2 separate regions of the Homo sapiens genome follow, and region 1 is linked to region 2. Evidence: chromatin contacts called from ENCODE Hi-C or POLR2A ChIA-PET data. All regions are on one chromosome and are shown on one strand. The core of a region is the stretch at or near the end of the contact, and the rest is flanking DNA. Distances in the headings are between cores, read along the strand shown. Region 1 overlaps PGBD5 (piggyBac transposable element derived 5). Region 2 overlaps GALNT2 (polypeptide N-acetylgalactosaminyltransferase 2).

Region 1 (4,659 bases), core at 743-3,242, 220 kb before region 2:
CCAGCACTTTTGGAGGCCAAGTTGGGAGGATCACTTGAGTCCAGGAGTTTGAGACCAGTCTGAGCAACATGGCAGGACCCCATCTATGCAAAAAATACCACCTCCCCCCCCAAAAAAAAATTAGCTGGGCATGGCGTAGCTGTAGTAGTCCAAGCTACTGGGGGGTGGGGGTTGGTGGGGCACTGAGGCAGGAGGATCACTTGAGCCCAGGAGGTAGAGGCTGCAGTGAGCCAAGATCGTGACACTGCACTTCAGTCTGAGCAACAGAGTGAGACTGTCTCAAGAAAAAAAAAAAATGTTAAATGCTGTCACATGTCAAGGGATATTCCCATTGTGAACCAAACCCTTTTGCTTTTCTTTCGAAATCCACCTTGGGTCTGTCATCTTCCTCCTGGAGTCTGCCCATTTAGGATTCACATTCACTAAGACTAATGGGAAGGCAGAATGTCTGCATATGAATATGAGTCAGGTCTTGATTCATTCACTTAAATTTGCAGAAAGGTAGCAGGAATGTCAGTCAAGCCACTAACAGCCGAGGAAGGTGCTAAGACAGAACAACTGTTAGAATGGGAAGACAGGGCCATGTCGATCTTGAACATCACAGAGACAGACATGGAGAAGATAGACATGTGTGCAGATCCATATAGCTCTGAATACAGCGTCCACCACGAATCTGTGCATGACATACACGCCATTCTCAGTGATTCACTCAGTCAAGACAGTCACTATCAGATTCCCTCTTGCTAATATTGCCAATGTTAGCAATCAGAAGATGTCACAGGACAGCTGCCTTGCCTTTTTCAGCTGGGGTACTACCTCAGAATCCAAAATATCATAGGGAGAGGAGGGTGATCTGGTTTATAAACTGGGGAAATGCTCAAGGAGAGGATGCAGATCTGGTGTGGAAACAGCTCAGTTTCAAGCTGAAACCCCCATGTTAAATTTAAAATTATGAAAAAGAATGGGAAAGAAATGAAGAGTTAAAGAAGGTCTCCCATGTCCCGTGGTGAGGTAGATTGGGACAGTGACAGTCCAGGAGCCTCTGCTCTTATTGGGCTGAAATCAGGAGGTGAAAAGCTGCAAGGTCGGTGGCTATGGGGACGGGTCTATGGGAAACCCCGAGATCTTCGGAGAGCGGCCATGACTCACCGGAGACACTAATGACTCAGAGCGGGGCATCCTGAGTTCCGGGAAAAGAACTAAGGGGATTTGCATTTCTTTATAGGGATGGTCTCACCTGCTCACATCCAAGTGGAACCCTACAGAGGCCAGAGCCTCCTGTGACCCAGAGAAGGTTGTCATTGGAGGTCAGGCAAATCAAAACATAGCTGGAGATGGGAGACCTGCACGGGCCACATGCTGTGGCCCCAAGTGTGACAAGGGGTTACTCCTACTCGGTCTTGGAGGCAGAGGCAGCTGAGATAAGGGGCCGGGGACAGGAATCCTCAGGAGGGGCGTTGGAGAGAGACGGCAGTCCTTGGGCACTGCAGGCCCGCACGCCCTCCCTGGCGCCTGGTGCGCTGAGCCCTGGAGAACGCCCCCTCTGCAGGCTCCCGACAGCAGAACATCTCTCAGGAGGAGGGGCTCCATAAGCAAGTGAAGGAGGCCATAGTCTTCCGGCCAGGAGGAAGCTCCAGTGTGGGGGCCGCCATGGTTTTCTGGCCCTTGGATAGCTTTAGGAAACTCATTGCCAGGGCCCCTTCCCCGGTCCTGCGTCTCTAGGGCAGGCCTTGGCAGCTCAATTTCCCACAAGCTGGCCAGTGTTTCTTCCATGCGAAATGCTGCTGTTTCTGAGGAAAGAAGGAAAGAGTCCGGCTCAGTGTATGTAAGCAGATCTGCGCGACCCTGGTCTCCTCAGCCACGGTCCCTCAGTGAGAGTTGTGGGGGTGGGAGGGGGCTGGCCCCAGATGAAGCTCCTGTGGACCTGCAAAGGACATGCCCGTTTGACTTTGACCTTGTCCATTTAAGTATTGCTGAAATTTCACAATCCTGTGAGCCAATGCCTTAAAAAAAAAAATACAGAAAAATGGCACTGTGCCCATAGTCCCTTGCTGCTGTGAGGGAAGGCCAGTTCAAGGAAACAGTAGGTCAACTCCAGCCACTCTCGAATGGCCGCGGCTGTTAGGAAGAAGGCGTCCGTCTCATCTTCCGTGTTGTCTGCGGTGGGTGGCGCATAGGGCAGGCCTGGGAAGCCAGAATGACCAGCAGTGGCTTGGCAGCGGGGCAAGGAGGGCTCATGGGTCTCCGTGTGCTTCTCAGGCCCTGCTGGTAGGATTTGTTCATCTTGCCATGACCTTTGCGGTGCCCCTGGGATGCATTCCCAGTTGTACTTAGTAGAGGAAAAGGTGTTTGAGGGTGTAGGGCCCCCAAAGTTCGAGGAGGCATGAAAGGACGGAGCTGGGGGATGGGAGGGTTGAAAAGGACAACCTCCTCCTTCTTCTGAGCCTCTAATTCCTTTTGGCTGCGCGTGGAGGCTCGCACATGTAATCCCAGAGTTTTGGGAGGCCCAGGTAGAGGATCACATAAGGCCAGGAGTTTGAGACCAGCCTAGGCAACATGGTGAGACCTAGGCAACATGGTGAGTCTCTGTTTTAAAAAATTGTTTTAATTAGCTGGGCATGGTGGCATGTACCTGTGATCCCAGCTCCTTGGGTGGCTGAGGTGGGAGTATCCCTTGAGCCCAGGAATTTTAGGCTGCAGTGAGCTATGATCATGACACTGCACTTCAGCCTGAGTGACAGAGCAAGACCTCATATCTAAAAAAATAATGATAATAATTCCACCCTTTTGCTTTTTTATTTTTTATTTCATTTTGAGATGGAGTTTCGCTCTTGTCACCCAGGCTGGAATACAATGGCAGCGATCTCAGCAAACCGCAACCTCGGCCTCCCAGTTTCAAGTGATTCTCCTGCCTCAGGCTCCTGAGTAGCTGGAATTACAGGCGCCTGCCACCGTGCCCAGCTAACTTTTGTATTTTTAGTAGAGATGGGGTTTTGCCATGTTGGCCAGGCTAATCTCAAACTACTGACCTCAGGTGATCCCCCCGCCTTGGCCTCCCAAAGTGCTGGGGTTACAGGCGTGAGCCACCGTGCGCAGCCTCCTTTTGCTTTTTTAAATTGACAAACAATAATTACACATTTTCACGGGGCACATAGTGATGTTCTGCTACATATAATGTATGGAGATCAGATCAGGGTAATTAGCATATCCATCATCTCACACACTTATCGGGGGATTTATTAAAGGATGCAAAACCACAGCCTAGATGGGAGGAGTGAGGTCTAGTGCTCTGTGCGGGGTGACTCTGCAGTCACCCTGTGTGGGGTGACGAGTTGCCGACACCCCTTGGCTTTGATGAAGGCAGGTGGAAAGGGCTCCATGGTGCTGTCTGACCTCAGCCACCACCTCTTCTTCCTAGCATCCCTCACCCAGCCTGGCAGAAGGGGGAGGGAGGGAGGAGTGAGCCCTGTCTCCGCTTTCACTCTTTCAAGGCCCAGTCGGATGCAGCACCCTTCCCCATGCTGCTTAGAGCCCCTTCAGGCCTGCCAGGATCCTAGAGGCCTGTAAACCCCATGACTTGGGGTGCTGTGTCTGGGCCAGCGCATACCATGGCACTCACCTGACTGATGCTTTCCTCAATCCCTCTGAAGCACCTGGTGGTTGGTGCTGATTGTTCTTCTTCAACTCTTCCCTCCCCTCCTCCTCCTCTGCTCATTATTAAGTTGGGAGCAGCTAAGCTGGACGAAGATAGGCACATTTATAAAGTGGCATTAGGAGGAGGTGCTGAGGAAGGGGCTTATCTTGTCTCTCGCCTTCAGGAGTCATCATCAAAAGGAAGAGTGGGGAGATCCCATGCCCCTTGGCCGTGGAGGCGTTTGCCGCTCACCTGAGCTACATCTGCAGATACGATGACAAATACAGCAAGTAAGTGGCTGGGCACCTCCATGACAGAAGGGCTCTCATAGTTGTGCCGTCTCGGAAGAGATGTAATGGCAGATGATCACTAGTTTCCCCAGTGTAAGAACTGCAGGATGAAGACCCTGGGAGGTAAGATCCTGCCCTCAGCCTGGGCTTCTGGGCCTCGCCTGTGCACACATGGCTTTACCTAGAAGTCCTCTGCCCAGGTACTCTGTGTCCTCCACTCTCCCAATGCTGGGTTCACATTCCCTGTGCCCAGAGGCACCCTTTCCTTTGCTTACTGAACTGAACTGTCCCTCAGCAGTGAGCTCAAACTCCAGCCGTTGGCATCGCTTGCCCCAGTCCTCTATTCTGAATTGCTGTCCTCCTTCCCCACACCCCTAACACACTGGGCATCAGCTCGGGCACTTCTACCCCAAGTCACATGTGTTCTAGCACGGGTGCCTTAATTTTCTCAAATATGGATGCCTATTTAGATCACCAGATGTGGTCTCATGTTCAATATACACATAGTATGCATAGTTTACACACAGCATAGACAAGATCCACAATGTGCGGACGTCCAGACACCCACGATGCCACCCCTGACCTCGTGCCATTATAGCCACCATGATGGGAACTCAAAAAATGACGACTATTGAACATTGAAACTATTAAATTACTGGGATTGAGCCTTACCACTTAGAACAGGGTTGGGCTAACTCAAAATCAGATATTGACTGAACCTTCTTTGAGGGTAAC
Region 2 (4,669 bases), core at 1,041-3,540:
AGCACAATGAAGGCAGGTGAGGCTAAGCTATGATGCTTGATAGCTTAGGTATATCAAATGCATTTTCGACTTCAGATGTTTCCAACTTACAGTGTCTTTACTGGGACATGATCCCATCATAAGCTGAGGAACATCTGTGCATAAATCTCATCCTTATATATCCCATCAGGGATGGATGCTCCTCGACTTACAATGCGCCACATCTTGGTAAAGCCACTGTAAGTTGAAAATACCATTATATCAGAAGTGCATTATGGACTTAGGATATTTTCAACTTATGATGGGTTTATCGGGACATAGCTTCATTGTTAATTGAGGAACGTACTGAACGTGTATCACTTTCACACCATCGTAAAGTTGAAAAAGTGTAAGCGAAACCATCCCCAGTCAGGGACTAAGTGTATCATCTTCAAAACATGAGGAAAACTTCCTAGGAGAACTTTATTATGAGCTTGCTTGTATGCCCAATTAGAAGTGCTCTTTCAGGACTGTGCTCTTTCAGGACTGTGCCTATTGCTTCACAGGCAAACCAGTTCCACGTGGCTCAGGGTGCAAGCTCCTGGCAGCAGAGCCTGCCTTCTCCTTCTGTGTTTACCGTGCCCAGCATCCCTTCTCATGCAAGCCAGTGAGCCCTATGAATGAGTCTGCCCAAGCCTGGGCAATACCTGTGACCCCTTTCACAGCATTTTATGATGCACGCAGGTAACATTCACCTGTCTGCACCCGCACAGAAATGGGGATCCAGATGTGCCCACAGCTGCAAAGCTGGCAGTGCAGGCAAGGTGGCCTAGGATTCTCAACTCACAGCATGGCCTCCCTGAAAGGCAGCCTCACCCACCAGCACCCCAAGTCTTAGCAGTCCCTTGACTCTAATTTTTAATGTCTTGAGTGTGATAAACATCGTCTAGGAAGATTTCTGTTTTAATTATTCACTTAAGCCACCCTCCAAAATTCCTGCTAAAGCACCAATATGTAAACCACTTTTAGTCACAGGAAATAGTTCTCCTTTCTTTAATCCATGGCTTAAACCAACCAACCAACCACACACACACACACACACACACACACACACACAAAGTCCATGAGAAGAAATGAGAATTTTTTTTTTTTAACATTCTTGCTCTGTCACCCAGGTTGGAGTACAGTGGCACAATCATAGCTCACTGCAGCCTCAAACTCCTAGGCTTAAGCAATGCTCCCGTCTCAGCCTCCCGAGTAGGTGGGACTACAGGTGTGTGCCACCACACTTGGCTAATTGTTGGTTTGTTCTGTTTTTGTAGAGACAGGATCTTGCTCTGTTGCCCAGGCTGGTCTCGAACTCCTGGGCTCAAGTGATCCTCCTGCCTCCTCAGCCTCCTAAAGTGCTGGAATTACAGGCATGAGCCACTGTCCCTGGCTGCGAATTCATTTTTTCCCTCAGTAGAATCCCTCCCAGTCTGTGTAAGTGGCTGATTCTCCTGCAAGGAGGAAGTCACCATCTGGATTCATCAGTCAGTGCCTGAGGCTGGCGTCCTTCCTTATCTCTGCAAGTCACCTCACTATGACATTTAAGATTGTCTATTCCAAAAGCACTCATCCTGCTGACGAGATGCAACTTCTGAAGACAGCACCTGCGGAGCGTGGAATTCCTCTGCACTGCAGTCTAGCTCTCGGAGCCAGCTTCCTTCTGTCCAGCCCCGGGACTCGGGAGTCAGATTGCCTGGATCCTCAAGGAATGCCTCCATTGCTACAAGGAGCCCATGGGCCTCTGCCTTATCACTGAAAATATGGGGGAAATAATAGTGCCCTTTTCACAGCATTGTTTAATGACACGGTGCATATAAACAGAATGAACTTAAACATTATCATCCAGGCTAAGGCACCTGTGAGCATGAAAGGGTGTATGTTCATCCCCACACTGGGCAAGACACACTCCAGCACTGCCCAAGCTCACCAGCACGCACTGCCTGCCTGCTTACTGCAGCCTTAGCACAGAGCTTAGCAAGTGTAGCTGCTTAGGGCTAATGACAGGAGAGGCCAAACAATAATATCAACAAATGCACTCTTACGAATGCCTGCCATACAGCAAATGCTCCATAATTATGCATTACTGTTCTATCATCCTGTTCCCATCTCAACCTCCAAAAGCCTTTGATGTAAAATAAAATGAACAGTCTCCACTGCCTCACAGATGGAATTAAAGCTAAATACAAAACTAGAAGCCCTAAAGTCACAACCTCAGGTGGCTGGGTTTCCGGGTCAGTGGGCCAGACCAACAGCAGTTTCAGCACACTGCCGGAACTCAGAGCCTCAGGTGTTTAGGTATTCATTCCAGGCCAGGAGGAGGCATGGCTCCTGGAAGCAGGCACTAAGCCTGTCATCTCCATTCAGTATCGTTTCTCAGATTCTCAGACTGAAATCTTTAGGCAATTGCATGCCATCCTCCATGGGCACAGTCACCCTTATACAGAGAGATCAACTTGCTGCTCAGAGATACACAGCTGATCAGGGAATACAAAACTTTGCTATCACTCCGAAGTCCAGGAAACAGAGCGGACAATGCCTGGAAATTCTGCACTGCACGGCCATGAGCAAAAAGAGTTGGCATACCCTCATGCACTGTGTCACCAAGTGGTTAATATGCAACTATTGCACAAGACCTGCTTCTAAGAAGTCAAGTCCGAAGACCGGACTAAAGAAATGAATCATCTTTACCGAATTACTACAATCACTATGGAGGCCCAGAAATGTTGAGTAAAGGTGAGTGGGAAGAGGCTGGAGAGATGAAAGTGTGCATGCTGACTGGCAGATACAGCGCTGGATCTGGCATCAGACAGGACTGGTCTGTCCCCACCACTTCCTAGTTGTCCATCTTGAACAAGTCTTTTGACTTCTCTCTGGGTGCCTGTGCCCCAGTTTGTATAATGGATATAATCATGCTTATGAGCCAACAGGACATGAACCTTGATGGAGAATGCAAACACAGGTGCTCACGTTCTCTGAAGCCCCACAGTGAGACAGCACCGACAGACGCCCTCACTTTCGAATGCTGACATTTATGCAACTCCCACCTCATCCGTGCTGACCACTGCGAGGAAGAAGGTGGGACACAGAGACTCTATGTTCCCACAGGAGCTTACACAAGAGCAACACGGTTCACTGAACCGCAGGGACCATCAACTCTAGGGAGCACCATTAATTTTGTGTGCCACTCAGGAAGAAAAACACGATCAATGAAACCCTGAAACACCATCCATGGAAGATGCATCCTGATTTCAGACATGTTAAAACATGAGAGGCGGGGGAAATGTGCATTGTAGAATCAATGATATGGTGCGACAAGAGCCCCCAGTGGGCCCCAGAGCTCGGCTCTGGTCCTGACCAAACAATGTCTAAAACCAGCTTGAGTCCACAGAGCAGTGGGTGTTCAGTTTGGCTGCTCTTCAATAACCCTGGGAACCTGTTTGCATTTCAGACTCCCTGTCCCTCCTGGAGAATGATTCAGTTGCTCTGAAAGGAGGTCTGAGCACCTCTCTAACACATCCTGTCTGTGCCAGCTGGGAAAAGGAAGGCTGGCTAAATAGCAGAATGGATCTAACAGCACAGCAGCTTCCCTTCCACACCCCCAGCCTCTGGCATCAGTACGCTCCTTACAGGAAGGGCCCCAAACAGAGCCGAAGGTGTGGTCTGAATCCACAGCGCCACTGTGGCCCTCCTGCCTACATTCCATTTCTGCTGTTTCTCTGACACTTTCCCCCACTCTGATTCATTTTCCGAGTATGCAGTTGCAAAACCTACGCTTAGAACGGGGGGACTGCAAGCGTCCTGTGTGGCATTTCCCTAAGTCAGCTGTGACTCAGCCTGGCAAGGGCCCAGGTGCCTTCAGAGTGGCTTCCTGCAAAGACCAGTAATGACGGGCCAGCCGCTGCACTCAGGCACATGAGCCAGCACCTCTGCGACTGAGATCCAGGGAAGGAACGGGATCGCCCTCCTACCTCCCAGCACTGCAAATGTCATTTACATTTTGAAGCCACTGGGGACATGGGTGGAACTCTGTGAGCTGGTGAATTACGCATTCCAGGATTTCTGAAGCCTATTAAGAAAGGAGAGCCAGGGTGGGCGGCCATCACGAAGCAGCTCCAACCACCTGTTTCCCTCCTCCCGCATTTCCCCCACCCAGCACATCACATTTATTTTATGACTCGGTGCATCCAACAAGGCACGGCTTTTAAAGCTTCCCATTTCTGATGCTACAGAGCCAGGAAACCAGGAATCAAGATTATCAGGCTAAAATACAGCCGCCTCTCTTTGAGGCCCACCAGCTGGTTCTGAGAACCTACTGCACCACCATGGAAAAGGGATTCCCTAGCCTTCTCTACCCAAATACCCCAGAAGATAAGATTTCAGCTTTTTAAGATAGTGGTTCCATTAACCTTTGGAGAAAGGAGGAGAGACCCTGTTCGGGGAGCTCTATGCCAAATAAAGACAGAGCCAACCTCCCTGCCTCCCTCGGCCCCCCACCACCCCAGAACCTACTGACCCTTGCAGAGCCAGCCTGCTGACTCCTTTGGAGAGAACCATAAGAGAAGCTTCAGGACGCTCAGGAGTTAGAGGGAAAATGAAGCCATTTACCAAACAGAAGCACATGACTGCCTCGCACTCAGTAAGCACAAGCTGAATCAATTAGTTA

What was found. A loop is a pair of places that touch in the nucleus more often than their neighbours do. ChIA-PET counts read pairs that join two places held with the same protein, here RNA polymerase II (POLR2A). Pooled maps may share reads with other maps.
Region 1: a pooled map shows a loop between it and region 2 (2.3-fold over the local background). The contact joins two enhancer-like sites. A Hi-C loop is called at or near these places in 2 of 168 maps with a recorded cell type or tissue (MCF 10A and endothelial cell of umbilical vein), 3 of 37 single-sample maps with no recorded cell type and 8 of 50 pooled maps. POLR2A ChIA-PET finds 5 or more read pairs at or near these places in 1 of 52 experiments (PC-3).

Annotation. Positions count from the first base shown.
Region 1 is chr1:230,324,575-230,329,233 of GRCh38, reverse strand. It overlaps PGBD5 (piggyBac transposable element derived 5), which reads left to right. Exons shown (of 7, transcript NM_001258311.2): 6 at 3,819-3,924. Among named protein-coding and RNA genes, the nearest start is that of PGBD5, 99 kb to the left of the region's middle. RefSeq lists an enhancer at 1,305-1,424. Within about 2 kb of position 1,992, at least 3 of the 41 ENCODE cell types and tissues checked have a DNase peak (open chromatin) inside an H3K27ac peak, as active enhancers do; they include PC-3, where a contact is called at or near this core.
Region 2 is chr1:230,104,017-230,108,685 of GRCh38, reverse strand. All of the region lies in intron 1 of GALNT2 (polypeptide N-acetylgalactosaminyltransferase 2), which reads right to left. Among named protein-coding and RNA genes, the nearest start is that of GALNT2, 39 kb to the right of the region's middle. RefSeq lists enhancers at 2,931-3,000, 2,967-3,688, 3,060-4,259. Within about 2 kb of position 2,290, at least 15 of the 41 ENCODE cell types and tissues checked have a DNase peak (open chromatin) inside an H3K27ac peak, as active enhancers do; they include PC-3, where a contact is called at or near this core.